2 separate regions of the Homo sapiens genome follow, and region 2 is linked to region 1. The links are chromatin loops, found by intact Hi-C in ENCODE. Cell type or tissue: B cell. All regions are shown on one strand. Links, peaks and the distances in the headings refer to the core of each region. The heading gives the core; the rest is flanking DNA. Region 1 overlaps SESTD1 (SEC14 and spectrin domain containing 1). Region 2 has its middle 150 kb from the start of SESTD1.

Region 1 (17,049 bases), core at 5,889-13,888:
AGAATTCACCAACCAAGTATCTGTTGTCTTCAAGAGATTCAACTGACACATAAGGACTCACATAAACTTAAGGTAAACAGGTGGAAAAAGACAGTCCATGCAAATGGACACCAAAAGTGAGCAGGCGTGGCGTAGCTATTCTTCTATCAGACAAAACTAAAGCATCAGCACTTTAAAAAGACAAAGAGGGGCATTATATAATGATACAGGACTAGTTCAACAGGAAAATATCACCATCCTAAATATATATGCACCTAACAGTGGTGCTCCCAAATTTATAAAACAATTACTACTAGACCGAAGAAATGAGACACATGGCAACACAATAATACTGGGGAAATACAATACTCTCCTGACAGCACTAGACAGGTCATCAAAATGGAAAGGCAACAAAGAAACAATGGACTTAAACTACACCCTAGAACAAATGGACTTAACAGATATTTACAGAACATTCTACCCAACAAATGAAGAATATAGATTCTTTTCATCAGCATATGGAACATTCTCCAAGACAGATCATACGATAAGCCAAAAAACAAGTCTAATACATTTAAACAAACTGAAATTATATCAAGTACTCTCTACTACAGTAGAATAAAATTGGAAATTAATTCCAAAAGGAATACTCAAAACTATACAAATACATTAAAACAATCTGCTCCTGAATGATCTTTTGGGCAACAATAAAATCAAGATAGAAAAAATTTCTTTGAACTGAACAATAATAGCGACACAACCTATCAACACCTCTGGGATACAGCAACAATGGTGCTAAGAGGAAAGCTCATAGCATTAAATGCCTATTACATCAAAAAGTCGGAAAGTGCACAAATTGACAATCTAAGTTCACACCTCAAAGAACTAGAGAAACAAGAACAAATGAAACCCAAACCCAGCAGAAGAAAAGAAATAAAGATCAGAGCAGAACTAAATGAAACTGAAACAACAACAAAAAAAGATAAATGAAAAAAAAGCTGGTTCTTTGAAGAGATAAACAAAAATCAATAGACCATTAATGAAATTAACCACGAAAAGTAGAGAGAAGATCCAAATAAGCTCAATTAGAAATGAAATGGGAGATATTATAACCGAGATCATTCAAGGCTGCCATGAACACCATTATGCACACAAACTAGAAAACCCAGAGGAGATGGGTAAATTCCTGGAAATATACAACCCTCCTAGATTAAACCAGGAAGAAAGAAAAACTCTAAAAAGACCAATAACAAGTAGTAAGATTGAAACAGTAATTTAAAAATTCCAACGAAAGAAGTTGAGGACTAGATGGATTCACAGCTGAATTCTATCAAACATTCAAAGAAGAATTGGTATCAATACTACTGAAAGTATTCCAAGATAAACAGGGAATCCTCCCTAAATCATTCTGTGAAGCCAGTATTCCCCTAATACCAAAACCAGAAAAGGACATAACAAAAAAAGAAAACTACAGACCAATATCCCTGATTAAGATACATGCAAAAATCCTCAACAAAATACTAACTAACTGAACCCAATAGCATATCAAAAAGATAATACACCATGACCAAGTGGGTTTCATACTAGGGATGCAGGGTTGGTTTAACATACACCAGTTGATATATGTGATAACCACATAAACAAAACAATTAAAAACAAAAATCATATAATCATCTCAATAGATGCTGAAAAAGCATTTGACAAAATCCAGCATCACTTTATGATTAAAACCCTCAGCAAAATCAGCATAGAACAGACATATCTTAAGGTAATAAAAGCCTTCTATGATAAACCCACAGCCAACATTATACTGAACAGGGAAAACTTGAAAGCATTCCCCCTGAGAATTGGAACAAGATGTGGATGCCCAATTTAACCATTTCCATTCAACATAATACTGGAAGTCCTAGCCAGAGCAATCAGACAAGAGAAAGAAATAAACGGCATCTAAATCGGTAAAGAAGACAAACTGTCACTGTTTGTTGATGACATGATTGTAGACCAATACAACACTAAAAAACTCCTAGATCTGATCAATGAATTCAATAAAGTTTCAGGATACAAAATCAATGCACAAAAATCAGTAGCACTGCTACACACCAACAGCAACGAAGCTGAGAATCAAATCAAGAACTCAGACCCTTTTAACAACAGCTGCAAAAAAAAAAAAGGAATATACCTAACCAAGGAAGTGAAAGATCTCTACAAGGAAAACTACAAAACACTGCTAAAAGAAATCATAGACACAAACAAATGGAAACACATCCCATGCTCACGGATGGATAGAATCAATATTGTGAAAATGATCATACTGCCAAAAGCAATCTATAAATTCAATGCAATTCCCATCAAAATACCATCATCATTCTTCACAGAATTAGAAAAAAAATCCTAAAATTCATATGGAACAACAAAAAAAAGAGCCTGCATAGCCAAAGAAGACTAAGCAAAAAGAACAAATCTGGGGGCATCACATTACCCAACTACAAACTATACTACAAGACTATAGTTACCAAAACCGCAGGGAACTAGTATAAAAACTGGCACACAGACCAGTGGAACAAAATAGAGAACCCAGAAATACGGCAAATATTTACAGCCAACTGAACTTTGACAAAGCAAACAAAAACATAAAATGGAGAAAAGGACACCCTACTACCCTACTAAACAAATGGTGCTGGGATAATTGGCAAGAAACGTCACACACACATGCACACACACACACACAAACACATCATGGAATACTACTCTTCAGCCATAAAAACGAATGAAATAATGGCATTTACAGCAACCTGGATGCAGATGGACACCATTATTCCAAGTGATGTAACTCAGGAATGGAAAACCAAACAACATATGTTCTCACTTATAAGTGGGAGCTAAGATATGAGGATACGAAGGCAGGAGAATGATATAATGGACTCTGGGGACTCAGGGGGAAGGGTGGGAGGGGGATGAGAAATAAAAGACTACACACTGGGTTGAGTGCACATTGATCAAGTGATGGATGTACCAAAGTCTCAGAAATCACCACTGAAGAACGTATTCATGTAACCAAACACCACTTGATCCCCAAAAACTATTGAAATAATTAAAAAATATCTTCCGTTCCAAGATGGCTGAATAGGAACAGCTACAGTCTGCAGCCCCCAGTGTGATTGATGCAGAAGACATGTGATTTCTGCATTTCCAACTGAGGTACCTGGTTCATCTCACTGGGACTGGCTGGACAGTCAGTGTAGCACATGGAGGGCAAGCCGAAGCAGGGCGGGGAGTTGCTTCACCTAGGAAGCGCAAGGGGCCGGGGGATTTTCCTTTCCTAGCCAAGGGAAGCCATGACAGACTGTACCTGGAAAAACAAGACACTCCCACCCAAATACTTCACTTTTCCCAAGGTCTTAGCAACTGGCAGACAAGGAAATTCTCTCCTATGCCTGGTTCAGCAGGTCCCATGCCCACGGAGCTTGCTCACTGCTAGCGCAGCAATCTGAGATCAAACTGTGAGGCAGCAGCCTGGCTGGGGGAGGGGTGTCCACCATTGCTGAAGCTTAAGTAGGTAAACAAAGCAGCTGGGAAGCTGCAGAGCCCACCACAGCTCAACAAGGCCTATTGCCTCTATAGACTCCACCTCTGTGGGCAGGGCATAGCTGAACAAGAGGCAGCAGACAACTTCTGCAGACTTACAAGTCCCTGTCTGACAGCTCTGAAGAGAACAGTTGTTCTCCCAACATGGCGTTTGAGCTCTGAGAATGGACAGATTGCCTCTTCAAGTGGGTCCCTGACCCCCGTGTACCTAACTGGGAGACACCTCCCAGTAGCAGCCCAAAGACACCTTGTACAGGTGGGTGCTCCTCTGGGACGAAGCTTCCGGAGGAAGGATCAGGCAGCAATATTTGCTGTTCTGCAGCCTCCGCTGGTGATACCCAGGCAAACAGGGTCTGGAGTGGACCTCCAGCAAACTCCAACAGACCTGCAGCTGAGGGACCTGACTGTTAGAAGGAAAACTAACAAACAGAAAGGAATAGCATCAACATCAACAAAAAGGACATCTACACCAAAACTCCATCTGTAGGTCACCAACATCAAAGACCAAAGGTAGATAAAACCACAAAGATGGGGAGGAACCAGAGCAGAAAAGCTGAAAATTCTAAAAACCAGATCACCTCTTCTCCTACAAAGGATCACAGCTCCTAGCCAGCAAAGGAACAAAGCTGGATGGAGAATGACTGTAACAAATTGACAGAAGTAGGCTTTAGAAGGTCAGTAATAACAAAGTTCTCCGAGCTAAAGGGGCATGTTCTAACCCATCGCAAGGAAGCTAAAATTCTTGAAAAAACGTTAGACAAATGGCTAATTAGAATAAACAGTATAGAGAAGACCTTAAGTGACCTGATGGAGCTGAAAACCATGGCACAAGAACTTCAAGACGCAGGCACAAGCTTCAATAGCCGATTCGATCAAGTGGAAGAAAGGATATCAGTGATTGAAGATCAAATTAATGAAATAAAACAGAAAGACAAGCTTAAAGAAAAAAGAGTAAAAAGAAACGAACAAAGCCTCCAAGAAATATGGGACTATGTGAAAAGACCAAATCTACGTTTGATTGGTGTACCTGAAAGTGAGAAGGAGAATGGAACCAAGTTGGAAAACACTCTTCAGGATATTATCCAGAAGAACTTCCCCAACCTGGCAAGGAGGCCAATATTCAAATTTAGGAAATACAAAGAATACCACAAAGATACTACTCAACAAGAGCAACCCAAAGACACATAACTGTCAGATTCACCAAGGTTGAAATGAAGGAAAAAATGTTAAAGACAACCATAGAGAAAGGTTGGGTTACCCACAAAGGATGGAATCTCCTGGCAGAAACCCTACAAGCCAGAAAAGAGTGGGGGACAATATTCACCATTCTTAAAGAAAAGAATTTTCAACCCAGAATTTCATATCCAGCCAAACTAAGCTTCATAAGTGAAGGAGAAATAAAATCCTTCACAGACAAGCAAATGCTGAGACATTTTGTCACCACCAGGCCTGCCCCAAAAGAGCTCCTGAAGGAAGCACTCAACATGGGAAGGAACAACCGGTACCAGCCACTGCAAAAACGTGCCAATGTGTAAAGACCATTGATGCTACAAAGAAACTGCATCAATTAATGGGCAAAATAACCAGCTAACATCATAATGACAGGATCAAATTCACACATAACAATATTAACCTTAAATGTAAATGGGCTAAATGCTCCAATTAAAAGACACAGACTGGCAAATTGGATAAAGAGTCAAGACCCATCAGTGTGCTGTATTCAGGAGACCCATCTCACATGTAGAGGCACACATAGGCTCAAAATAAAGGGATGGAGGAAGATCTACTAAGCAAATGGAAAGCAAAAAAAAGCAAAGGTTGAAATCCTAGTCTCTGATAAAACAGACTTTAAACCAACAAAGATCAAAACAGACAAAGAAGGCCACTACGTAATGGTAAAGGAATGGTAAAGCTCTTCTTCAACAAGAAGAGCTAACTATCCTAAATATATATGCACCCAATACAGGAGCACCCAGATTCATAAAGCAAATCCTTAGAGACCTACAAAGAGACTTAGACTCCCACACAATAATGGGAGAATTTAACACCCCACTGTCAATACTGGACGGATCAACGAGACAGAAAGTTAACAAGGATATCCAGGACTTGAACTCAGCTCTGCACCAAGCAGACCTAATAGATGTCTACAGAACTCTCCATCCCAAATCAACAGAACACACATTCTTCTCAGCACCACATCACACTTATTCTAAAATTGACCACGTAATTGGAAGTAAAGCACTTCTGAGCAAATGTAAAAGAACAGAAATCACAACAAACTGTCTCTCAGACCACAGTGCAAACAAATTAGAATTCAGGATTAAGAAACTCACTCAAAACCACTCAACTACATGGAAACTGAACATCCTGCTCCTGAATGACTACTGGGTAAATAAGGAAATGAAGGCAGAAATAAAGATGTTCTTTGAAACCAATGAGAACAAAGACACAATGTACCAGAATCTCCGAGACACATTTAAAGCAGCATGTAGATGGAAATTTATAGCACTAAATGCCCACAAGAGAAAGCAGGAAAGATCCAAAATCGACACCCTAACATCACAATTAAAAGAACTAGAGATGCAAGAGCAAACACATTCAAAAGCTAGCAGAAGGCAAGAAATAAGTAAGATCAGAGCAGAACTGAAGGAGATAGAGACACAAAAAAACCTTCAAAAAAATCAATGAATGCAGGAGCTGGTTTTTTGAAAAGATCAACAAAATTGATAGACCACTAGCAAGATTAATAAATAAGAAAAGAGAGAAGAATCAAACAGATGCAATAAAAAATGATAAACGGGATATCACCACTAATCTAACAGAAAAACAAACCACCATCAGAGAATACTATAAACACCTCTATGCAAATAAACTAGAAAATCTAGAAGAAATGAATAAATTCCGGGACACATACACCCTCCCAAGATTAAACCAGGGAGAAGTTGAATCTCTGAATAGACCAATAACAGGCTCTGAAATTGAGGCAATAATTAATACCCTACCAACCAAAAAAAAGTCCAGGACCAGACGATTCACAGCCGAATTCTAACAGGGGTACAAAGAGGAGCTGGTACCATTCCTTCTCAAACCAGTCCAATCAATAGAAAAACAGGGAATCCTCCCTAACTCATTTTATGAGGCCAGCATCATCCTGATTCCAAAGCCTGGCAGAGACACAATAAAAAAAAGAGAATTTTAGACCAATATCCCCGATGAACACTGATGCGAAAATCCTCAATAAAATACTGGCAAACCAAATCCAGCAGCACATCAATAGCTAATCCACCACTATCAAGTTGGCTTCATCCCTGAGATGCAAGTCTGGTTCATCATATGCAAATCAATAAACGTAATCCATCACATAAACAGTACCAACAACAAAAACCACATGATTATATCAACAGATGCAGAAAAGGCCTTCAATAAAATTCAGTAGCCCTTTATGCTAAAAACTCTCAATACTAGGTATTGATGAAACATAACTCAAAATAGTAAGAACTATATGACAAATGCACAGCCAATATCATAGTGAATGGGCAAAAACTGGAAGCATCCCCTTTGAAAACCTGCACAAGACAAGGATGCCCTCTCTCACCACTCCTATTCAACACAGCGTTGGAAGTTCTGGCCAGGGCAATTAGGCAGGAGAAAGAAATAAAGGGTATTCAACTAGGAAAAGAGGAAGTCAAATTGCCCCTGTCTGCAGATGACATGATTGTGTATTTAGAAAACCCCACTGTCTCAGCCCAAAATCTCCTTAAGCTGATAAGCAACTTCAGCAAAGTCTCAGGATACAAAATCAATGTGCAAAACCACAAGCCCTTCTATACACCAATAACAGACACAGAGCCAAATCGTGAGTGAACTCCCATTCACAATTGCTTCAGAGAATAAAATACCTAGGAATCCAACTTACAACGGATGTGAAGGACCTCTTCAAGGAGAACTACCAACCACTGCTCAATGAAATAAAAGAGGACACAAACAAATGGAAGAATATTCCATGCTCATGGATAGGAAGAATCAATATTGTGAAAATGGCCATACTGCCCAAGGTTAATTTATAGATTCAATGCCATCCCCATCAAGCTACCAATGACTTTCTTCACAGAATTGGAAAAAACTACTTTAAAGTTCATATGCAACCAAAAAAGGAGTCCACATTGCCAAGACAATCCTACGCAAAAAGAACAAGGCTGTAGGCATCATGTTACCAGACTTCAAACTATACTACAAGTCTACAGTAACCAAAACAGCATGGTACTGGTACCAAAACAGACATACAGACCAGTGGAACAGAACAGAGGCCTCAGAAATAACACCACACATCTACAACCATCTGATCTTTGACAAACCTGACAAAAACAAGAAATGGGGAAAGGATTCCCTATTTAATAAATGGTGCTGGGAAAACTGACTAGCCATATGTTGAAAGCTGAAACTGGATCCCTTCCTTAAACCTTATATAAAAATTAATTCAAGATGGATTAAAGACTTAAATGTTAGATCTAAAACCATAAAAACCCTAGAAGAAAACCTAGGCAATACCATTCAGGACATAGGCATGGGCAAGGACTTCATGACTAAAACACCAAAAGCAATGGCAACAAAAGCCAAAATTGACAAATGGGATCTAATTAAACTAAAGAGCTTCTGCATGGCAAAAGAAACTACCATCAGAGTGAACAGGCAAACTACAGAATGGGAGAAAATTTCTGCAATCTACCCATCTGACAAAGGGCTAATATCCAGAATCTACAAAGAACTTAAACAAATTTACAAGAAAAAAACAACCCCATCAAAAAGTGGGCAAAGGATATAAATAGACACTTCTCAAAAGAAGACATTTATGCAGCCAACAGACACCTGAAAATATGCTCATCATCACTGGCCATCAGAGAAATGCAAATCAAAACCACAGTGAGATACCATCTCACGCCAGTTAGAATGGCGATTATTAAAAATCAGGAAAAAACATGCTGGAGAGGATGTGGAGAAATAAAAACTGTTTTACACTGTTGGTGGGAGTGTAAATTAGTTTAACTATTGTGGAAGACAGTGTGGTGATTCCTCAAGGATCTAGAACTAGAAATACCATCTGACCCGTGATCCTATTATATCCTGGTTATATACCCAAAGGATTATAAATCATGGTACTATAAAGACACATGCACACGTATGTTTACTGCGGCACTATTCACAATAGCAAAGACTTGGAACCAACCCAAATGTCCATCAATGATAGACTGGATTAAGAAAATGTGGCACATATACACCATGGAATACTATGCAGCCATAAAAAAGGATGAGTTCATGTCCTTTGCAGAAACATGGATGAAGCTGGAAACCATCATTCTCAGCAAACTACCACAAGGACAGAAAACCAAACACCACATGTTCTCACTCATAGGTGGAAACTGAACAACGAGAACACTTGGACACAGGGCGGGGAACGTCACACACTGGGGCCTGTTGGGGGTTGCGGGGCTGGGGGAGGGATGGCATTAGGAGAAATACCTAATGTAAATGACGAGTTGATGGGTGCAGCAAACCAATATGGCACATGTATACCTATGTAACAAACCTGCACGTTGTGCACATGTACCCTAGAACTTAAAGTATAATTTAAAAATAAATTTAAAAAATAACATAAACATACTAGTCCACATTCTTCTACAATGGGATATCTGACCTAAATACATCTGAGTGGATTATACTCTCAAACAAGGAATGAAGCCAATAACAGACATTCACCTAATATGAAATAATAAAGAGTAGAAAGAAAAATACCTTAAAAAAAAAACTTGTCTTGTAAAGCAGGCTAAGAAATGAAAGAATTAAGGAATTCACAACATTCGTAACAAAAAAAATACACAGCACTTCACTTATCCTATTTATATGGTCATTTAAAGCAGCACCTATTTTAAGTCATAGTTCATTAAATAGAAAAGAGGCGGAAAGCCACACTTCATGACAAATTAAATGCCTTAGAGACTGGTAAATATAAAGGAAAATGCAACCATGATTTTGTGTTACCTTCAACCAAAAGCAAGAAGCACCAAAAAAAACTAATATCATTTCTAGGTGCAAAATAAGTACTTCTTAGAACAAAGCCCTTCTACAGTTAGGGACAATGAATTCTGAGAACTAGAAATACAGGGAGACTAGGTTTCCATGGATATTTGTATCCATTTCCTAGTTTAACTATCTTTCCCAGTATTGTGGAGATTTAAAGAGGAAAATAAAGGCAACCAAGGTGTATTTAAGTTTGTATTTTGTCTCCCCAAGGGCAGAGACCACGTCATTTATTTTTGTATTTATTTGCTCACTCAACAAATCTATACTTAGAACCTAACAGATTGACAGAAGTCCAGGCAGTGGACATTTCTGGCATTCCCAAACATCTGATGAATTAATGGATAAATGAACAATAAAATGAACAAATGGTAAAGCAAAACACTTACTCTAAGAATCCTAACATTGTCACAACTACCTGAATGCCAACACCTTGACGGGAAATCACAGGATTCACATGTGCATGCTTTTCCTTCCAGCTGTCTATCTACTGGGAGAGCCACCCAAGATCCCGCAGCTACATAAGTTGCTGGATGCCAAGAACAGCAAGTTCTTGGTGGTTAAGATGGACATCAGTGGGTGCCATCAATGAGCTGCCATTAGAGGGCAGCAGAGGATGTATTCAGCAGCAGAAAACAGAATTGCAGGCCTTTTAATCAAGACTGGGAAAACTGCACTTTATGAGAGACTGTAATTGATGATGTGAGTGGGTACACTAGAACTCCCCTCTCAATAAATATAAATCAACCAGTTTATTTGGAAAATTTAGTTAAATTCTTCAAGGAGCATTTCTTAACAACCAGTGAAAACCCATTAGGGTAGCGTAGGGGTAACTAAATCATCTCTAGTAAGTCTACATCACGTAGACACAAAATGGCAATGAACAAAATTAGAATGCAGGCCCTTTGGCCTTGCATTTCCAGAAGAAATACTATAGTTATAACTATCCTTAAGTTGAGATTAGAAATATTTTCAACTGTTGTTACAAAGTAAGAGCAATTTTAGAAATTAACAAATACAAGTACTCAGTGCTCTATCACTCCACATATTCATATATAAAATTATACAGAAATAAACATTATTCAACTTTAGGATAATAAATTGGTGAAGCAAGTCAACAATGGAAATTTTATGTAATTTGTGTGTTATTGCAGGTGCCAGTGCATGATTACTAATCTGGTTTTGCAACAATATTGACAGTTGTAGAGGAAACAACAACAATCCTTTGAGTAGACCTAAAATGAAAGTTATTTTTTAAAAGGGCTTTCACCAAAATACAGATTTATCCAAATGTATAGCTCCTCTAAATTAATTTGAAAGTTAAAGTTTCACCGAATAATATCATTTTTACCATATGAATCAAGAACTAGTTTATTCAGTAAGAAATGGAGAAAAGGAAAAGAAAGCCTCTGAGATTTCAAGTTTTCTATAAAACTACTGCTAATCCACCTTAAGAGACAAAAAAATCTACATTAAGAAGTCTAGTGGAACATTAAAAGTCCTATACTATATTTAAAATTCAAAAGTCTACTGAAAATGGTAATGACAGCCCACCACTTAAAAACCCTTTTCAAAAACTACAATATAAGCCACTACCCCTAGACCATCCTCCTCACTCTGTCCCTTCTCCACCCCTCTAGGCATTCTACCAAACCCTTATCAACAGCAAACCTCCATTTTTGAAGGTCCAGATTTAAAGTTCCTTAACTTTCATATTAATATATGAAAAAATTTTAAAAATCTTTGGCTCTTCTTAATTTACAGATAAATCCTTAGTTTGACTGCTTCTTCACCAAAATAGGAGCAGCAAAAGGAAAAAGGAACATTGCACTAGAGGAGCAAATCACACTTGTGGAATTCCAGGAGGGTCAAGATATTCCTGGAACCCCCAGCTTTAGAGTATCCCCTATGGCTAGGACCTCATTATCTACTGCCACAGTTCCCTTAGATGAGCTCTCTACCTGTACATTTTCTGCATCTAAGCCTTGTGTTGAGCTCTAGAAACCTGAACCATTTCCTTTTCCTTTTCCAAGGCATGCATGTGTCCACTAAATTCACCTAGCTGGGTGAGGTCTCCTTCCATCACCAGAAGAGGAAATGGATACAGCCACAATAACTTCACAAATTCCAGCATCTAATTTCCAGATTCCAACCCCTCTTCACCTACTGTAGGTGTTTCCTCTCCTCTTCTTCAACTCAGAATTTCTCTGGGTCATTACAAAACCTCATTCTCTCCCAATCTTCCTCCTAGAAAGAAGTGTTCTTCCTCTCTCCTTGGTTAAAAACACACATGCCTTCCATTGAGTTAAGACTAAATGTAATATTCCAGATATATAAGATTTAAATGCATTCGGAACAGAGGTTCAGATGTATTTCAGGGCCCCTAATTCCACATAATTGGCATAACAAATTAATTTTTAGTGCCCAAATGTTTATATGTTCACTACCACAAATACATAAAATAATACTTTTGTTCAAATGAAATAATATACCTGTATCATGAATTGAGATTTTGGCACTAAATTTTTTTGTCTGTATAATGTAAATATTTGGTATGTACCAAACACTACATTGGGGAGGGGAGGAAATGTAAAAATAGTTTTTAAAAAAGGTTAAAAAAGTTTTAACTTAAAAAATGGAATATTGCTTTAAAATGGAAATTATAATAGTGTTACCAAGGCAGAAAAAAGCCAGTGAGATGTATGAGTTGCTTTCATCAGAGTGAAAGTCCCATTAAAAAAAAAAAAATGGGGCTGGGTGCAGTGGCTCACACCTGTAATCCTAGCACTTTGGGAGGCCGAGGCAGGTGGATCACCTGAGGTCAGGCGTTCAAGACCAGCCTGGCCAACATAGTGAAACCCCATCTCTACTAAAAATACAAAAATTAGCCAGGCGTGGAGGTGCATGCCTGTAACCCCAGCTACTCGGGAGGCTGAGGCAGGAGAATCGCTTGAAGCCAGGAGGCAAAGGCAGAGGTTGCAGTGAGCCAAGATGGCGCCACTGCACTCCAGCCTGGGTGACAGAGTGAGACTGTTAAGGAAAAAAAAAAAAAAATGCCCCAGGCATGGTGGCTCATGCCTGTAATCTCAGCACTTCGGAAGACCAAGGTGAGAGGACTGTATGAGCCTACGAGTTTGAGACCAGCCTGGGCAACACAGTGTGACCCCATCTCCACAAAAAATAAAAAAATTAGCCAGGCATGGTGGTATGCACCTGTGTGGTCCCAGCTACTCAGGAGTCTGAGGTGAGAGGATCCCTTGAGCCCAGGAGGTCAAGGCTGCAGTGAGCCATGATTGTGCTACTGTACTCCAGCCTGGGTGACGGAGTTAGACCCTGTCTCAAAAAAAAAAATTAAAAAACAAAAAACAACATATATTGTATTTTTTGTAGTAAAACTACTGAAACAATAGAACATTCTGCAAATTTTCAATCTGGTCAACTATTAAACTTGTTCAATTATTAAAATGTCATTTTGGAACAAACATAGGACACATGGAAAACCAAGTATTTATAGAGTGACCACCTCTTTTCTCTCTCATAAGGACTGTAAGCGATATTAGCTATCTATCCCAAAAAAAGACTTCCCCCACCAAAGATCTCTCTACTATGGGATTCTGTTCCAAAGAGTTGTTCTCCCTGAAATAAAGTTTAGTGCAGTGGCAAAAAACATGGCCTTGGAGCCAGGGTGTGACTCCCGGCCAGCCACTTACTAGCTATGTGGTTTTGGCAATTCCTTTAATTTCTTTTATGAGCAAATCACTGAACCTAACTCACAGGACTGGGACTTAAGTGAGCAAATTTGTATATATAGTTTAGTATACTCAGGATAAGCACCCAATAAATGGCATTTATTACTAGCAGCTAAATCTTCCTTCCTCCACTAATTACTGGTTTACCAGTTTACTACCAGTAACTCCACTGAGGCCACCGTGAAAGCATTCCCACTAAGGCATTCTTGATCCAGAAAAATAACAGTCCCAGCCTTATCCTGATACTTTTTTATATTCCAAGAATATTCTTTCATCCTCATATTAATACTTATATATGATTCTATTAATAACCCAATGTTCTCACATGAAAAAGCTGAGGCACAGAGAAGTAATCTGCTCAAAATAATATAGAAATTAACAGATTTATAAATCATAAGAGATCATTTAGTCTAACCTTTCCATGTTGTAGATAAGGAAACTAAAATCTGGAGACACAGATTTGCCATCCTAAGGCCACAAAACAAGAAAGTAGCCTGTGAAACCTAGGCTCCTGCAACTCTGTCCAGTGCTTCTCTCCACTATATTACATTGTCACATAATAAAATCAAAATTAAAAACACTTAAATAGCAGATAACTATTATTCTATTCATTAATTTTAAATAAACAAAAAATATATCCACCCAAAGACTTGTACACGAATGTTCACAGCAGCACTGTTCATATAACAGCCAAGACATGAAAGCAACCCAAATGTTCATCAATTCTATATGGATAAACAAAACATGACACATCCATATAATAGGATACCATTAGGCAATACAAATGAATGAAAACGCTGATATACGATATAACGAGGATAAACTTAGAAAACATACTAAGTGAAAAAAGCCAGACACAAACATATATTGTATTTTTGTATAAAAAAAATTCAGAATAGGCAAATCCAAACAGAAAGAAAGTAGTAGGCCAGTGGCTGCCTAGGGCTGGAGTGGGTATGGAGAGTGACTGGTAATAGACACTAAGTTTCTTTTTGGGGTGATGGAAATACTGTAAAATTAAATTGTGGTAATGGCTGCACAGCTCTGAAATCTACTAAAAATCAATCTGTATAATTAAAATAGGTGAAATTCATGATACGTAAATTTCACCTTAGTAAAGCCATCAAAAATAATTTAAAAAATAAACAACTGAATTGGTCATTTTGTAAATCAGGATAATCTGGATGAAAATGATGTACACTTTATTAAGATATAAAAACTAAAAAAAAAAAAGTAAGCAATATTCTCTAGAAAGTCTGTAAAATGAACTGCATATGGTAAGCAATTTATCCCCAAGTGGTACTATAATCAGAACATATTGCCATGAGAAACTTCACTTTGGCAAAGACAAATTTCTTCCAACATTGTACATCCTGGATGGTATAAAACAATGACAATAAAAGACTAAATGGATTAAATGAAGGGAAGAAAGGAGAGTATAAGCAGTATTGTTGATAACATTTATGTTCATAGATTGTCCAAACTATCTATTACTCTATATTGGAACTACAAAAGGAACTAAGATTTGCATTTTATTTTTAATCTCAAGGGAAAATTATAAAGGTCTTATATCTTAGGGTATCTCAAAGTTTTCACATCAACACACATAAAGACATCCAAGGTTTGAGTAAAGGTTAAATTTATTCCTTTCAATGCTATTACATGTTTTAAAACAAATCAAATTTGCTTTTGAGAAAAGGATAAATGTGCCTATGGATTAAAATGATATTATTTTGTATTCCCTAAAAATAAACTCTGAAGAGCATGATTAAACACAAATCACTTTGAAACATGGCCTAATCTAAAAAATGGGATCTCAAATTAATTATGTGTATTTCCTCACACCTCCAAATAAAAATAACAATAATGCTAACATTATTGAGCATGTTTTACATATAAACACGATCCTAATCGCTTTCTGTGCATTGTTTCATTTATAACTCACAACTATCCTACTTAGTTAAAACTATTACTGTCACCATTTAACAGCAGAGGAAAACAGCAGCCTAGTGAGATGGAGAGAGGTTAACCTGCCCAACGTTATGCAGCAAAACTGGCATTTAAACCTAAGGCTAAGTCCAAGGATACAATATTGTGACATAAGAAATATACTCTGTATTTTGTCTCTGCTCCTGATTCTTGGCACAAAGCTCATACAACTCTTGCAATCTCTAAAGTGCTAAGTGTCTTTTGTATGCTAATGAAATGACTGATTGCTGAAGGCTCTTTTGAAGGATGGGGGCCGGTTGCCAGGGAAATCAACCCTGTGAATAAAGAGTTGGAACTTTCAGTCCAACCTCCCCCTACCCCCACTAACTCTGAGAAGGAAAGAAGAGCTGAAGGTTGTGTTGATCACCAATGGCCAATGATGTAATCAATCATGCTTATATAATGGAACCTCCACAAAAACCCTACAGGACTGGATTCAGGGATCCTCCATATTGTTGAACACATGGAGGTTTCTGGAGGGTGGAATGTCGACCAGAGGTCATAGAAGCTCTATGCCCCTTCCCATACACCTTGCCCTGTGTATCTCTTCCATGTGGCTCTTCATCTGTATGTTTTGTAATATCCTCTGTAATAAATGGGTAAATGTACATGTTTCCCTGAGTTCTGTGAGCCATCCTAGCAAATCAAAACTGAGGAGGGGGTCACGGGAACCCCAATTTATAGCCAGTCAGTCAGTAACACAGGTCACAACCTGGGGCTTGCAATCAGTATCTGAAGTAGAAGGGTAGTCTTGTGGGACTCACCCTCAACCTGAGGGATCTGATGCTGTCTCCAGGTAGGCAGTGTTAGAACTGAGTTAAATTACAGGATACCCAGTTGGTGTCAGCTGGCAAATTGATTGGTTGCTGGTGGGGGAAAATTTCCACACATTCTGGTGACCAGAAGTGAAGCGTTCTATGTTGACTGTGTCAGAGATGGAAAAAACAACTTAGGGTTTTTTTTCCCGTATCTCCTACAGAAGCCCTACTCTTAAGCTCTAAGTTATATAAATTCTCATGCTCGTGGTAATTAATGTAGTAACCTTTACTGTAATATAAATAATAAAAGTCTTTGACATCCCTTAAATATAATTATTCATTTTTTTAAAGATATGACATTAAGGTTATATTTTTTAAAAAGAGATCTTTATATTTTAAATGACATATACTTTAATGAAATATGTCTGGGTATTTTAATCTGTTCATGCTACTGTAACAAAAAAACCTGAGACTGGGTAATTTATAAATAATAGAAATTTACTTCTCACAATTCTGGAAGTTAAGAAGTCCATGATCAAGGCACCACCAGGTTCAGTGCCTGGTGAAGCCCTGTTCCTCATAGATGGTATCGTCTAGGTGTCCTCACATTGCAGAAAGATGGGAGGGCAAAAAGGGTGCAAATACTGTGTCTTCATGTGACAGAAAAGTGGGAGAGCAAGAGAGCATTCCCTTCAATCTTGAGCCCTTTTATAAGGGTGCTAGTCCCATTCACGAGAGCATAGCCCTTCTGACTCAATCACCTCCGAAAGGCTATATACCTCTTAATGCAACCACAGTTGGAACTAAGTTCCAACACATGAATTTTGGGGGACATTCAGACCATACCATTAAGATTTGCTTCAATAATGGAGAAGGAAGAATATGCATAAAACAGGATTGGCCACTTATTGATA
Region 2 (17,049 bases), core at 4,051-12,050, 190 kb after region 1:
AAGTAATGAAAGAAAGCATTTCTATACATAAAACATTACTTATGCCTGTTTTTATTTTTTACATTAAGATGTAAACATTCTCTTATCCTAAATAGCTGGTGAAAAAACAGAAACAGAAACAAAAAACAAATTAAGGCTTTAAAAATAACTGGTAAGAAATTTCCAAGTGTTATTGCTGAATGTATCCAAACACCAAACATTATTAAATATAACTAATCAATTCAATGATAGGGAGGTAGCTCCTGACCAAAGGGGTAGGAGCTATAAAATATCAATACATAGCAAAATCACAATTAACCAGAATGTTCCAAAGCTGGAAACCACCATTCTCAGTAAAGTAACACAGGAACAGAAAACCAAACACCGCATGTTCTCTCTCATAAGTGGGAGTTGAACAATGAGAACACATGGAAACAGGGAGGGAAACATCACATGCTGGGGCCTTTTGGGGGGTGGGGGGCTAGGGGAGGGATAGCATTAGGAGAAATACCTAATGTAGAAGTTGGCTTGATGGGTGTAGTAAACCACCATGGCATGTGTATACCTGTGTAACAAACCTGCATGTTCTGCACATGTATCCCAGAACTTAAAGTATAATAAAAAAAGAAAACTCTTTAACTATTAGTTTAGAAAACCTTTCTAAATTGAACCACTTCACTTTCCTGGCTCAGTAAGTACAAAATGCCAAACACAATTCAATGTTGTTTTGATGATTTAGGATCATGTGATGCCTGGGGCATCTCCTAGAATATTCATAATTTCTGTGCAGCTTTGTTAGAGGCATAAAACTGGAATGAACTACAGTTTCTTGTTTTAAATAACTCTCTGATATCATGAGCTTATTGTTTTTCTTTTACCTCATTTTCCTAAAAGGAGGATGCAGACAAAGATTGTAGTTAAGCAAGATTTTATAGTTCTAGACATATCCACATATTCCAGTTCAGGCAGTACACTGCACAAAGATGTAATGAGGATGGGGTTTGGAGGAGCTATGTGCAGCTTGTAAATTAATTCTCTATTACCAACCCCATATCCTACCCCTTCCTCTGCCAGTCTGATTGTCAGACCTTAATGTTTCTCATTCAAATTCTATAGAGAAAGAATCCCAGTCTCCTGACTATGCATTATTGAAGGTATCTGCTGCATGGGAATTAAAGACTTCTGAAATTCTGCTTATCAGCAGTCGGGGGGATTGACCACTCCACACAACTTCAACCCATATCTTTTTTTACAGCTCCTCACCTTATCCCCACCCGCAGCCATGCCAGGTGATGCAAAGTCCTTTCAGATGTCACTCTCTGACCACACCTTAGGCTTTGGCATCTTCCAACAACATGATTGGTTCTCTTCTTCTATTGTTTTTTTGCCTTCCAGAATTGTGTTGAGCTCTCTCACCCTTTACTTCCTCCAATCCCATAATTTTTTAAAAATCAGTTTATTCCTTCATTTTAGTGGGGTTTGGAGAAGGACAAGAGATAAACATGAGTGGGCAACTTGGTGTGTTTCACAGAAATCTTACACCTCTTGTGTTACTACTTGGGAAATTGCTTCCTTACCACTTCCATCTGTTCCAAATTCATGGGGTGCTACTGAGATCATCAATTGCAAGAGGCTTCTTTCTGACTGCAGAGGTGGGCATGTAACTCGGGGCTAGTCAGTCACAGACTCTATATATTTGCCACATGATTTTTTTTCAGGTGTAGTTATGAAGGGATAATCAGAGTGCTTGGGGCTGGAGGAAGCATAACCTTTTATCTAAAGATCATAAAAATGTGACTGGTACGCAGTTCTGGAGCTGCCAGATGTTACGTTATCTCCACGTGGAGAAAACCTGTCAAGGGGAGAGAATGATGTCAAGCTGAAAAGAGGAATGGGTGGACAACTAGAATATGGAAAACTAGTAGTTGAAGTTCTGGAACTCAGCCATGCCTGAGCCTAGCTTACCTCTGAAACTTTATAGAAATGAGCAAACAAATACCTATTTACATTTAGACAAGATTGAAACTGGTTTCCATTTCTAGCAATCTGGTGTATCTTAACTAAAGCAATCTTGTTCTAATGGACACAAATGTAGGATTTTGTTAGGAATATCTTATTGAATGCAAATAAAAATTTTTAAAACAAAATAAGATATTGGAATGCTTCATACAAAACCAACATGATTCAAAGTGGTCAAAGCATATCATTGCTTTCATATAAATGAAAAGTCAAGGGATTGATCAAGCATAACTGGATCTAGGTATTCAAAAATATCTTTAGAATCTGCCTCTCTTACTCTCTTTGCTCTGTTCTTTTCTGTGTGGTGGCATCATCCTCAGACAATCTCTTCCTGTGTGGCAAAGTGGCTTCCATGAGCTCCAGTCTTAAATACTACCAACCTAGAAAACCCCGAAAGAAAGAAAACTTTCTTTTTCCAGATTAATTCAGCCATGGTCTTGTACCTATACCTGGACCAATTGCTATGACTGATAAGTGAAGGTGGTGGAGTAGGCTCTGCCCAACAACATTGACACAGTCAGATTTGGTTCTGAATGGAGTTAGAAAAAACAATCAAACCTGGCATATGAGGATTAGAGATGGAAAAAAAGAATGAACTGATAAATGCCTTATAGAAAGGATATCAAGAAAATGATGATAAAGTAGTAGAAAGAACAAAGTGGTGGCCAAAAAGAAAAAAAATAGGAGAAAGCAGAAATGCTGGGCTGAGGTAACTCCCACATGGAAGTTATAAAGAAAGCAAAAAGAATTTTGCATGGAGAATACAAATAGGTGAGAACTATAGCCTTGCTTGGGCATGTGTTTAAATGTATTGAATGGAGAAAATGCTTTAATGAAGGGTAATTTCTTCTATCACATGCATATATAAGCTTCTCTCATCTACCCAGAAGTGGATAGTGAAGTAAATTTATAATTATATTTGCTGATCTGTCCAAGTACTATATAGATGAATGATGGCAAACTAGGCAAATTATGAACTAAATCACAATTTATTTGTAATAGAGAAAGGAAATATATTCATTGAAAGAAAGGGGTAGATATTTTCAGTGCTCTAGAAATAGAGTTCTAATTAATTTATAGATTTAAAAGGCCACTCTGACTCAGCCTCATAATTTGAGTAATAAAACTCTTCTAATAGCTTTACAGCAAATTTATAAAATAAATGAGCAAACTTAATCAAACCACAGTGCTTGGTCAATACAAGCATTTCTGTTGTTAGCAATTTTACTCTATCAATTCAGAAATTTAGCAATGAATTTGGGTGGACGCATGCCTCATATTCCATGAATATATTAGCAGGATCTTCATAAATGCATTCTCTATAGTAAATTGAGAAAGGCATATGCTTAGTGATCAGCTGAAGTGAAAAAATATTCTTTCATGTTTTTTGTAAAATAGACTTCATTTTCTAGAGCAGCTTTACGTTCACAGAAAAATTAAACAAAAGGTACAAAAACTTCCCGTATGTCCTCTACCCTCACACATACATAGCCTTCCCTATTATCAACATCCCCCACCAGAGTGGTACTTTTGTTACAACTGATGAACTTACATTGATCCATCATAATCACCCAAAGTCCATAGTTTCATTAGGGTTCACTCCTGGTGTTGTACATTCTACGGGTTTGGACAAATGTATAACAACGTGTATCTATCATTACATTATCATTCATTACATTACATTCTATCATATTGAGTAGTTTGAAACTATCATACTGAGTAGTTTCAAATGCCCTAACCATTCTCTGCATTCTGCCTATTCTTTCTCCTTTTTCCTAATAGTGAACAACAATTTCCTTGAAGCCCCATAGAGATATGTATTAAATTAATGTTTTAAAAAGTCTATAGGATATGTATTATATATAAAGGAACGTTTTGCCATTTCAAATTATTTCAGTTGATTAGAACAATATATAGAAATGTCTTCTTACAAGTTTTATGTATCTGTGGCTTTAAACTGGAAACATTTACAAAGGCAGACATCGTTATTAATTTATAATATACATGATAACATTATAGACCAGAAAGATACTTTAATTGTAACCCATAGTCTAGAGTTTCCCTGAAGAAATAGGCCCAGACTATGCAAAGGGGCTATTCACAGTGAGGGAAAGGTGCCAAGATACCCTGTGTACCCATTAGGCTCTGGTGGGGCTGACCTCATCCATATGTACCTGAAATTTATTACATAGGTGGAAAGTTGATTATACATTATTATGAGGTCATGGCTTCTTTGAAAATCTGACAACAGTTGTAGACCTTCCCCCAAGCAAAATGCACATAATGCATGTACACACATAGTGTATATAATTTCAGGAGTTTTGTGTTCTCCCTTTGAAGGTCAGCTATGAAGCCCAGAAGTTTTGTATCAGAGTAAGTCCCTTTGTATACTAAACAAAAGAATTCATATTTCCTCTAGAATATGTGTTGAAATGAACATACAAAACATACCTAAGAGAACACACACATTTATGTATTAACTTGGGAAGTCACTTGTGTAAGAATTTAAATAATTTTATTCATGAGAGAATTTCCTATATTAAAATGAGTTAGAAAAGGAGAAAAAAATCTTTACTTACGAGGTGGCTGGGATGTTTACCTTTACCTTCACGGGTCAAGGGCAAATGGAAGGTGGTGAAGCCAACCAAGTACTCCTGCTATCCTAAAGAGTTTCAGCCTATGAGAGTAAAAGACCTGCAGAACGTTGATAAGAACATGCAGAGATTTGGGAGTTGGGACTTTAGAACAGGAGAAAGAGTTTAGTAAAGCATCTGTAATCCATGTGGAAGGTATTGAGAGGGAAACAAAAGGGAAGGAGAATTTGTAAGATGTTTACAATACATAGAGGAGGCACTAAATGTAAATTTTATATAACAACTTTACATAAATCTGTCAATTTTTAGTAAAGCTAAAAATGCAAATGTTCTACAAGTCAGTATATTCACTCCTGTAGAATTCACGTACACATACACAAAAACGTTCATAGCAGCATTGTCAGCAGTAGCAAAATATTGGAAATACCATAGATATCTGTTGATGTGAGGTCTTAGTGTTTTGTGTTAATATAACAGAATATCACAGCCTGGGTAATTTACAAGTAATAGAAGTTTATTTGGCTCACAATTCTGAAGGCTAGCAAGTCCAAGATTAAGGATCTGCATCTGATGAAGAATTTCTTGCTGCATTGTAAGACGGTGGAAGACATTGCATGGTGACACAGCATGTGAGAGAGAGAAGAGAGAGAGAAAGAGAAAGAGAGAGAGCGCCAAACTCATTCTTTTATAAGGAACCACTCCCATGGTAACTAACCCATTCCCATAACAGCAATAATCCATTCATGAGGGCATCTGTTCATCACCTCTGAAAGATTCTACTTCTCAACACTGTTGCATTAGGGATTAAGTTTCTAATATATGAACTTTGGAAGACACATTCAAACCATAGCCTATGAGAATAGATAAATAATTGTGAAATGGTCATAAAAAGGAACACTATACAGTAGTGAAAATTAGTGAGCCAGAGCTACATATTTTAACATGACTGAATCCAAAAACATAGTGTTGAATAAAATGAAGCAACTTAATGTGGTACTATATGCATTCACACAAACACATACACACACATATATGTGTATATATATATTTTAAACTTTATATGTATATAAAGTTTATATACATATAAAGTATATATAAAAATATAAATATATAATATTTATATATATTATATATATAAAGTTTAGATATATACAAAATTTATATATACATAAAGTTTAAAATATGTATAACCATGCCATTAAGGCTATTTAAGAATATAGTAAAAGAATAAAGAAATATATGGAAATAATCAATACTAAAATTATGAAAAGGGTTATTGCTGGGAAGAAGAGAAGGGTATCCTATTTGAGGTAGGTACTCAGTGGCATAACCTCTATTAGCACTTTTTTCTTAAGATGGGTAGTGGGGACATTTGTGTTTGTTGCATTATTCTTTGTTCCTGTATATATATCTTATTTTATAAGAAGGATTCAAAACATTAAAATTAAAGGCAAACTAGCACTCAAAAGACTGAGTGAGTATTAAAACATATTAAAAAAGAAAATTCATTGATGAAACTTCTACCAACACGGTGATCTACATTAACATAGATGAGGTCTTCATAATATAACCCATAAAAATGTTTGATAAAAGATACACTTAAAACATTTGTAATATATAATCAAGCTCAAAATAAAGAGAAATCTGTGTACCAGATGAAAAGAGAAAAATCAAAACTAAAGCAGTGAGCAAAGACTGTAACCAGACTGAAGCTTCTGCTGGGATTCTAATGCTTCCTTAGAGCAGGTGACATGGCCTCAGTCCTGAGAAGATACAGAAAATGGAACTGACACTGCTGGATAAATGTTGGATCTTGGATGTACTGCCCTATTTGTTAAAGGGGGACCAGAAAAACTCTGCCCTTGACTGGGAGAAAGAGTGAAAATGTTTTTATTTGTCCTGTGTTTTCAGTAGAAAAGAAGTCATGTATTAGAAATTATAACCTCAAGTTTGTACCACACTTAGATATGGGGTATACATTTGTAGTACTTCATGGCTTGGGAACTCACAGCGGAGAACATAACATAAAAACATAGTTGAATCTTTGAAATCTATTGGGTTCTAGAAGAAACAAGTGTAAAACTATTCTGTAAGATACTTTCATGACAAAAGAATTCAATAATAATAATAATAACTCCTTCTGGAGATTATCTCACAATAAAAAATATAAATGACACACAAAATAAATTAGCTGAGCATCAGCAAATACAACAAACAAGATAATTAAGACCTTGAGAATTGCAGATACTAATCCAAAAAGAATTAACATAAGACTTTCAAAATACTTAGAGTTAAAAAGGAATAGGAACTATTGTGAAAAAGGACACTATGAAAAAGAGAAGGGGTTGATTTTTGTTGTTTTTTTTTTTTTCAGAGACAGGGTCTAGCTCTGTTGCCCAGTGATGGACATGTTGCCCAGTGATGGATAGAGTGGACAGTAATACTGTATCACCCACCATGGGGCAATAGTGTGGTGCGTGGAGCCTTGAATTATTATTATTAATTAAAATAATTTCTTTAAAAATATTTGTATCTTAATATCATCTGTGAATAAACAATTCATTTTCTTAATTTCCAATCCTTATTTGTTTTTATTTATTTTCTTCCCTTACTGTGCTAAAAGAGGACAATATAGGTGGGCTAGGAAGGGGTATCTCAATGTGCAAGAACCCAAGCATCATGTTGAATAGAAGTGTTTATAGTAGTTATCTTTTTTCTCAATACTGATTTTTAAGTGAAAAATTTATAAAATTTCTCCTTTGAGAAAATTTATCCTTTAAGAATGCCATTGAGTAGTTTTTGGTAGATACAATTTTTCAGATGAGGAAGTATATTTTTTACATGAATTTTCTAGTATCTGGTTGTTTTCTAGCAGGAGGAGACTTTAGATTTATCTAGTTAGTGAGAATGCTTGAACATTCATTTTTTTTACCCAAACTCCACACTCACCTAGTTCTGAAGAAATCGATATCATTCATGGAAGGAAAGAGGAAGTTGGTGACTTAACTGCTCTTATAATTAGAAGTTTCTGGCCAGCCCCACTGCTGGGTACTGGATCCCCTAGACACTTAGCGGCTCTTGCAGTGTTCAGTAATTGCTATTTGGGACTTTTTTGTTTTTTCAAAAAGTAGCATGCTAGGGACTGGAGAAGTAGACTTACAGTGGACAGTAGAAACATCAATAAATGATAAGTTGTGGAAACTGCTGATGATTGAGAAATACTGCCAGTTAAATGAGGGTCTAAACTGCCTGGTCTATGGCAAAATACTTCACTGTTCTAGAGAGAGCGTAGGTTAGAGTAGGCAGTTACTGCAATTCATGTATGAAATTAATAACCAAACTTGAAGAAATATTCCATCTAGATGTTCAGCCTGGAAAAGCTACTTTACTCTATCATCCACCAGGGGGCAATAGTGTGGTGCTTGGAGCCCTGAAGCTCTTGAATGCTAATGTTGAACCGCGATTTGGGATCCAGGCAACAGAGCCATCTTGAAGCACAGCCAGTGAGGCCGGTATTCTTCCTCTCCTATTAAAGTGGGGCTCCCAGGTAGGTGTCTCAACACTGACCAGGCTGACAGTGGGGCACGATGTGTCACAGGGGGATCATAAGTTTCTCTACCACTCAATAGGCATTTTTCAAACTCTTCTGTGGTTGAGACAGCTTCGGTAATCATTCTTGAGCTGCACAGAACTTTGGAGGTGGGAAATAGCCCCAAGTTTGTCTCAACTGTGGTGAAGAGTGACATGACTTAAAGACAAAATGGAGTCACTTTCTAGACAGGACTTGTAAGGGGCCAGGATTCGATCCTTACGTTTGCTCCCTGGGAAGTCCCCTTTCTCCCAGCTCCCAAGTTTGTGATGGGTTAGGCACACTCAAGAAGAGACCTGCTCACTAAGTAGAAGGTCTACTTAGTGACCTTCAAACAAAGTAGAAGGGAAGAAAGGAGAGGAACATGAACAGATGTAGCAAACTTCCCTCTCTGAAAAGAACCGGAAATATTTAACTGAAAGGCAGAGTATTTTTTTTTTAAGGTGGAGTCTCACTCTGTCTCTCAGACTGGAGTGCAGTGGCACGACTTGGGCTCACTGCAACCTCTGCCTCCCAGGTTCAAGTGATTCTCCTGCCTCAGCTTCCCTAGTAGCTGGGACTACAGGTGTGCACCACCACACCCAGCTAATTTTTTGTATTTTTGGTAGAGGTGGGGTTTCACCATGTTGGCCAGGCTGGTCTTAAACTCCGGACCTCAAATGATCCACCCGCCCCTGCCTCCCAAAGTGCTGGGCTTACATGTCTGAACCACTGTGCCCGGCCTGAAACACAAAATGTTTAATTACCTGGATGTTGGAGTTTTAGGCTGGGAGTAAGGTTGGTTATCTGTTAACCCCCACAGCAGGTATGACACAGGACAGGAAGATGTAGATGGGGGAAAAGGGGGTATCCCCATGCGCAGCAACAGAAGTGCCATGAGTATCTCACTACACACCCACTGGGGTGTAGTGGATATGAGATCAAAAGGTGTGTTCACATCCTTGTTACAATAACGCTAAGATGTAAATGAAGGCATTTAACCTACTCTTAAACAGGTCGATGACTTCAGCCTTTCAGCATTAATTTTGTGTTCTACTGCTTACTCATCTCCCTTGGTTGCTTTACCCTCCCCCTTCTCCAATTTCTCAGTAACAGCTGAAACTTGGTGCTTGTGGAAAGATAAAAAGCTCTAGGTTGGTTGAATAAATAAGAAAATAAACTTTTGTCACAGTTAGAATAGTTCAGATTTTAACAAGCCTGGCTATATTGTGTCTGGGGCTCAGGGCAATAAGAATGTGGGCCTCTTGCTCAAAAGCAGGAAAGATTTCCATTGAAAATACTAATATATAAAGCTTTTCCTTTTGAAGTAATTTTATTAATTATGATACCCAATAGGGGTAATCATCATTTTAAGAAAAATTTTAAGTTATTAGCATAAATTTAACTATTCAACTTGATATTATGCAATGCCAGTTTTAATAAGTGTATTTAACTCATTTGCAGAATTACCAGTATTTTGTAGTTCGTGTATGCATATGTGTTTAATTCCTGCCTGAACAGTTGAAATACAAAAAAAATTGCTCTATTCACTTCTTGTTACACACACATTCTGCCAACATTCTATCTTTGACTCACTGATGAATAAGAAATATCTCAAAGAAAAAGAAACTTTAGGTTATTCTATCTTTTCCTTTAAAAATATTTTTAGGCCGGGTGCAGTGGCTTATGCCTGTAATACCAGCACTTTGGGAGGCTGAGGCGGGCAGAGCACGAGGTCAGGAGATCGAGACCATCCTAGCTAACATGGTGAAACCCTGTCTCTACTAAAAATACAAAAAATTTTAGCCAGGCGCGGTGGCGGGTGCCTAGTAGTCCCAGCTACTCTGGAGGCTGAGGCAGGAGAATGGCGTGAACCCAGACGGCAGAGCTTGCAGTGAGCCAAGATCGCACCACTGCATTCCAGCCTGGGTGACAGAGCGAGACTCTGTCTGAAAAAAAAAAAAAAAAAAAAAAAAAATATATATATATATATATATATATATATATATATATATATATATTTTTTTTTTTTTTAATGTAAACTTTAGCTAACACAGGGAAGTAATGTGAATAAGAAAGGATATGATAGCATTCTTTGGATATTTGTGTTTTTAGATTAGTTATTTGGATTACTTTCTTTGTTTGAAGCAAGTTCTGGTTTAAATTAATAGCACGGACTCTCAGGGTCCCCACTTACTCTTAGAGTCTTAGGTGTGTTTATATAGAATGAGCATGAATTCTGGTAAACCCACAATGGATGTGAGTTCAGTAATAGTATATTATTGTCATGTTAATTATATTCCCTGATTATGAAGAAATATATAGCATATTTTCATATGCTTATTGGCCATTCAAGTATTATTTTCTCTGAATTGCCAGTTTATAAAATTTACCACTCTCTCCCTTTTTCTTTTTTGCCTGATGCTGAGGTTTGGGCTTCCAGTGATCCTATCACTCAAGTAGAAAACATAGCACCTGGTAAGTAGTTTTTCAAACCTTCCCCAACTCCCTCACCTCTTTCCCCCTTTTGGAATCCCCAGTGTTTATGTTTCCATCTTTGTGTCCATGAGTACCCAATAGAACAACTTCAAATGAACAACTTAACCTTACCCCTAAAGGAACTAGAAAAACAAGAACAAACTAGATTCAAAGTTAGCGGAATAAATAACTAAAAATCAGAGCAGAACAAAATGAAATTGAGAACCAAAAAAAAAAAAAAAAAATAGGACCAACAAATTGAAAGTTGGTTTTTCGAAAGGATAAGCAAGATTGATAGAGCACTAGTTAGATTAATAAAGAAAAAAAGAGGGATGATTCAAATAAGTACAATCAGAAATGACAAAGGTGACATCACACCAATCCCACAGAAATACAAAAGATCCTCAGAGACTATTATGAACACCTCTATGCACACAAACTAGAAAATCTAGAGGAAATGGATAAATACTTGGAAATACACAATCCCCCAAGACTGAACTAGGAAGAAACAGAAATCCAGAATAGACCAATAATGAGTAATGAAATTGAATCACTGATTAAAATAAACTACCAACTACAAAAAGCCCTGGACAAGATGGATTCATAGCCAAATTTTACTAGACGTACAAAAAGAGCTGGCACCAATCCTACTTAAACTATTTCAAAAACTCAAAGATGAGACTCCTCTTTAATTCATTCAATGAAACCAATATCATCCTAATACCAAAATCTTGCAAAGATGCAACAACAACAACAAAAAAGAACACTTCAGTCCAATATCCCTGATAAACCTAGATGCAAAAATCCTTAACAAAGTACTAGTAAACTGAATCCAGCCTTCGCACATCAAAAAGTTAATTCATCGTGGTGAAACGATCAAGTGAGCTTTATTAGTGGGATGCAAGGATAGGTCAACATGTGCAAATCAATAAATATGATAAACCACATAAACAGAATAAAAAACAAAAACTGTATGATTATTTCAATAGACGCAGAAAAACATTCAGTAAACTCCAACATCCCTTCATGGTAAAACCCTCAAACTGAACATTGATGAAACATAACTCAAAATAGTAAAAGCCATCTATGACAAACCCATAGCCAACATCATACTGAACAAATACAATTTGGAAGAATTCCACCTAAGAACAAGACAAGGATGTCCACTCTTACTTCTTCTATTGAATATGGTACTGGAAGTCCTAGCCAGAGCAATCAGGTAAGAGAAAGAAATGAAAGGCATCCAAATAGGAAAATAGGAAGTCAAATTATCTCTTTGCTGATGATATAATTCTATACCTAGAAAACCTGAAGATTTCACCAAAGGACTCCTAGACCTGATAAATGACTTCAGTAAAGTCTTAGACTACAAAAATCAACATACAAAAATCAGTAGCATTTCTATACATCAATAACATTCAAGCTGACAGCCAAATCAAAATTGTAATCCCAATTAACAAAAAATAAAATACCTAGGAATACATCTAATCAAGGAGGTGAAAGATTTCTACAAGTAGAACTACAAAACACTGCTGAAAGAAATCATAGGCAACACAAACAAATAGAAAAAATCCCATGCTTATGGATTAGAATAATCAATATTTTTAAAATGTCTATACTACCCAAAGCAATTTATGAATTTGGTGCTATCCCCAACATATTACCAAAGTCATTTTTAGAAAAAACTATTCTAAAATTCATATGGAACCCCAAAAGAGCCCAAATAGCCAAGGCAATCCTAAACAAACACAACAAAGCTGGAGACATCACTCTACCTGACTTCAAATCATACTACAAGGCTACAGTAACCAAAACAACATGGCACTGGCACAAAAATAGACACATAAAACAATGGAACAGAGTCGAGATCACTGAAATAAAGCTGCATTCCTACAACCAACTGATCTTTGACAAAGTTGACAAAAATAAACAATGGGGAAAGGATATTCTATTCAATAAATGGTGGTGGGAAAACCAGCTAACTGTATGCAGAAGAATGAAACTGGACCTCTACCTATCACTGTATAAAAAAAAATTAACCCGAGCTGGAATAAAGATTTAAATATAAAACCTAAAACTGTAAAAATTCTAGAAAAAAGTAGGAAGTAGGAAATACTCTTCTAGACACTGGCCTAGGCAAAAAATTTTTGACTAAGTCCTCAAAAGCAAATGCAACAAAAACAAAAATTGAAAATTGGGATCTAATTAAACTAAAGAGCTTCTGCACAGCAAATGAAATTATCAATAGCATAGACAGACAACCTACAGAATCGGAAAAAAAATATTTACGAAGTATGCACCCCACAAAGTCTAATATCCAAGGCTGGGCATGGTGGCTCATGCCTGTGATCCCAGCACTTAGAGAGGCCGAGGCAGGAGGATCACCTGAGTTCAGGAATTTGAGACCAGCCTGGCCAACATGGTGAAACCCCATTTCTACTCAAAATACAAAAGAATTAGCCAGGTGTGGTGGCGCCCGCCTGTAATACCAGCTGCTCAGGAGGCTAAAGCAGGCGAATTGCTCGAACCTGGGAGGCGGAGGTTGCAGTGAGCCAAGATAGCTCCACTACACTCCAGCCTGGGTGACAGAGTGAGATTCAGTCTCAAAAAAAAAAAAAAAAAAAAGCCTAATATCAAGAATCTATAAGGAACTTAAACAAATCAACAAGAAACAAACAACCCTATTAAAAAGTGGGCAAAGGACATGAACAGATATTTTTCAAAAGCAGACATATAAGTGGCCAAGAAATATGAAAAAAATAGAGACCATCACTAATCATGAGAGAGATACAAATAAAAGCCACAATGAGATACTACCTCACACAAGTTAGAATGGCTTATATTAAAAAGTAAAAAAAAATAATAATAATGATAACGGGTGTTAGCAATGTTGCAGAGAAAAGAGAACACTTATACACTGTTGGTGGGAATGTAAATTAGTTCAGCCCCTGTGGAAAATAGTTTGGAGATTTCTCAAGGAAATAAAAAGAGAATTACCATTTGACTCAGCAATCCCATTACTGGGTATATACCCAAAGATAATAAATTGTTCTACCAAAAAGACACATGTATTTGCATATTTATCACAGCACTATTCATAATAGCAAAGACATGGAATCAACCCAGGTGTCCATCAATGATGAAATGGATAAAGAAAATGTGGTACATATGACACCATGAAATACTATGCAGCCATAAAAAAGAACAAAGTCATGTACTTTGCAGCAGCATCGATGCAGCTGGAGGCAGTTATTCTGAGTAAATTGATGCAGAAACAGAAGACTAAATACTACATATTTTCACTTCTAAGTGGGAGCTAAACATTGGGTACACATGAACACAAAGGTAAAAACAATAGACACCAGGGATCCCAGAAGGGGGAAAGGAGAGAGGGAGAAAAGGCTTGAAAAACTATCTATCAGGTATCATGTTCATTGCTTGGGCAATGGGATCATTAGGAGCTCAAACCTCAGCATCATACAATATACCCATGTAACAAATCTGTACAAGTATTCCCTGAATCTAAAATAATAAAAAAAATTTAAATAAAATAATCTCCTAAAAATGTTATTGTGGTAGAAAATCTCCAAATATAGCTGCTGGCAATTCCCCCACTCTTGTATGTTGCCCCTCACATCAAGAAGCTGAGTCTACTTTTTCTCCCCTTGAGTCTTACAAATAAGATGTGCTGAAAATAATAATATTCTAGGACTTCTAAGACAAGTTCTTAAGAGTTCTGGCAACCTCCGCTTTTTTTTCCTTTGGATCCCTGCCACCATGCTATAAGGAAGTATAGGCTGGACTAATAAATGATTAGTGGCTACAAGGAGAGAAATGCTAGGGGTGGAAGAGCATCTCAGATGTCAGCCCCAGTCCAGATTCCAGATAAATGCAGGTTCAGTAGCTGACATCATGTCATGCAGAACAAGCCAGGTGAGCCATGCAAATTCTTGACTCACAGGATCATAAGAAATAACAAATCATGTGGTTTTAAACCATAAGATTGTGTTTCACAAAAATAGATAATTAAAGTTATAATAATTAACACAGCATGGTACTGACATAAAAGCAGACACAGATTAATGGAACTGAATAGAGAGCCTAGAAATAAATCCATGCATTTATGGTCAATTGATTTTTGACAAAGATGCCAAGAACACACAATGGGGAAAGAACAGTTTATTCAATAAACAGTCCGAGGAAAACTAGATATCCACATGCAGAAGAATGAAACTAGATCCTTATCTCACACCATATGCAAAAATCAGCTCAAAACAGATTAAGGATTTAAATGTAAGACCTGAAACTGTAAAGCTATTAGAAGTAAACATAGGGGAAAAGCTCCATGACCTTGGTCTAGACAGATTTTTTTTGGATATGATCCCTAACATGTAACATGTTTGCACAGATAACAAAAGCAAAAATAGACTGTTGGGGGTTGCATCAAACCAAAAAATCTTCTGTGCAGCAAAGGAAACAATCAACAGAGTGAAGAGAGAACTTACAGAATGGGAAAAAATATTTGTAAACGATAAATCCGTTAAGGGGTTAATATCCAAAATATATAAGGAACTCAAACAGATCAATAGCAAGAAAATGAAAAATCCAATTAAAAAATGGGCTAAGCACCTGAATAGAAATTTCTCAAAGAAAGACATATGAAAGACCAACAAGTATATGAAAAAAATGCTCAACATTACTAATCATCAGGGAAATGCAAATTAAAACAATGAGATATTACATCATACCTGTTAGAATGGTTATTATCAAAAAGACAAAAGAATTACCTAGGCATCGTGGCATGTGCCTGTAGTCCTAGCTACTTGGGAGGCTGAGGCAGGAGGATTGCTTGGGCCTAGGAGTTCAAGGCTGCAGTGAGCCATAATCATGCCACTGTACTCCAACCTGGGCCATGGAATGAGACCTTGTCTCTTGAAAACAAACAAACATAAAAGACAAAAGATAGAAAGTATTGGTAAGGATGTGGAGAAAAGGGAACACTTGCATACTGTTGGTGGGAATATAAAGTAGCACAGCCGTTACAGAAAATAGTATGAAGGTTCCTTTAAAAATTAAAAATAGAGCTACCATATTATCTAACAATCTCATTGCTGGGTATATGTTCAAAGAATATGAAATCAGTATATTGAAGTGATATCTGCACTCCCATGTTTATTGCAGGATTAGTCACAATAGGCAAAATATGGTATCAACCTAAGTGTTTATTAATAGGTGAATGGATAAGAAAATGTGGTATATATGCACAATGGAATACTATTCAGCCTTTAAAAAGAAGAAAATCCTGTCATTTGTGACAACATGGATGAATTAGGAGGATATTAGGTTGATTGAAATAAGCTGGATGCAGAAAGCTGAATACTTACTTACATGTAGAGTATTAAAAAGTCTAACTCATTGAAACAGAGAGTAAAATGGTGATTACCTAAAAATGTTATTGTGAACATTTTTACGCTGGAGGGGAGGGGTACTGGGGAGCTGTTTGTCAAAGGACACAAAATTTCAGTTAGGTAGGAGGAATAAGTTCAAGAGATCTATTGCCCATTGTGGTATTAACTACAGTTAATAGAAAACCCAGAAATAACACCACATGCTGCAACTATTTGATCTTCAACAAACCTGACAAAAACAAGCAACGGTGAAAGGATTCCCTGTTCAATAAATGGTGCTGGGATAACTGGCTAGCCATATGCAGAAGATTTAAACTTGACCCCTTCCTTATACCATGTACAAAAATTAACTCAAGATGGATTAAAGACTTAAATGTAAAACCCAAAACCATACAAACCCTGGAAGATAACTTAGGAAATACCATTCAGGACATAGGCATGGGCAAAGATCTCATGACGAAGATGCCAAAAGCAATTGCAACAAAACAAAAATTGACAAATGGGATCTAATTAAACTTAAGAACTTCTGCACAGCAAAAGAAGGTATCAACAGAGTAAACAGGCAACTTGCAGAATAGCAGACAATTTTTGCAAACTATATATCAGACAAGGGTCTAATATCCAGCATCTATAAGAAACTCAAACAAATTTACAAGAAAAAAATAAACAACTCCCTGAAAAAGTAGGCAAAGAACATGAACAGACACTTTTCAAAAGAAAACACACATGCAGCCAACAATCAATGAAAAAAAGCTCAACATCACTGATCATTAGAGAAATGCAAATCAAAACCACAATGAGATACTATCTAAGGGTCAGAGTGGCTATTATTAAAAAGTCAAAAAATAACTGGTGCTGGTGAGGTTGTGGAGAAAAAGGAACGCTTATACACTGTTAGTGGGAGTGTAAATTAGTTAAGCCAATGTGGAAGACAGTGTGGCAATGACCTCAAAGACCTAAAGACAGAAATACCATTTGACCCAGCAATCCCATTACTAGGTAT

Evidence for each region. Peaks named below come from ENCODE experiments on the same cell type or tissue, not always from the same donor. Only the 100,000 strongest peaks of a DNase experiment are listed, where the experiment ranks them.
Region 2: a loop joins it to region 1, with 14 times the contacts of the local background. A loop is called at or near these places in 36 of 110 quality-filtered maps.

What each region holds. Positions count from the first base shown.
Region 1 is chr2:179,208,941-179,225,989 of GRCh38, forward strand. All of the region lies in intron 1 of SESTD1 (SEC14 and spectrin domain containing 1), which reads right to left. Among named protein-coding and RNA genes, the nearest start is that of SESTD1, 47 kb to the right of the region's middle. In B cell, for the core only: CTCF peaks have their summits at 10,253 (motif pointing right) and 10,457; a DNase peak (open chromatin) is centred at 10,251; H3K27ac peaks cover 1,578 bases.
Region 2 is chr2:179,403,082-179,420,130 of GRCh38, forward strand. No RefSeq gene overlaps it. Among named protein-coding and RNA genes, the nearest start is that of SESTD1, 150 kb to the left of the region's middle. In B cell, for the core only: CTCF peaks have their summits at 7,924 and 8,125; a DNase peak (open chromatin) is centred at 8,010; H3K27me3 peaks cover 234 bases.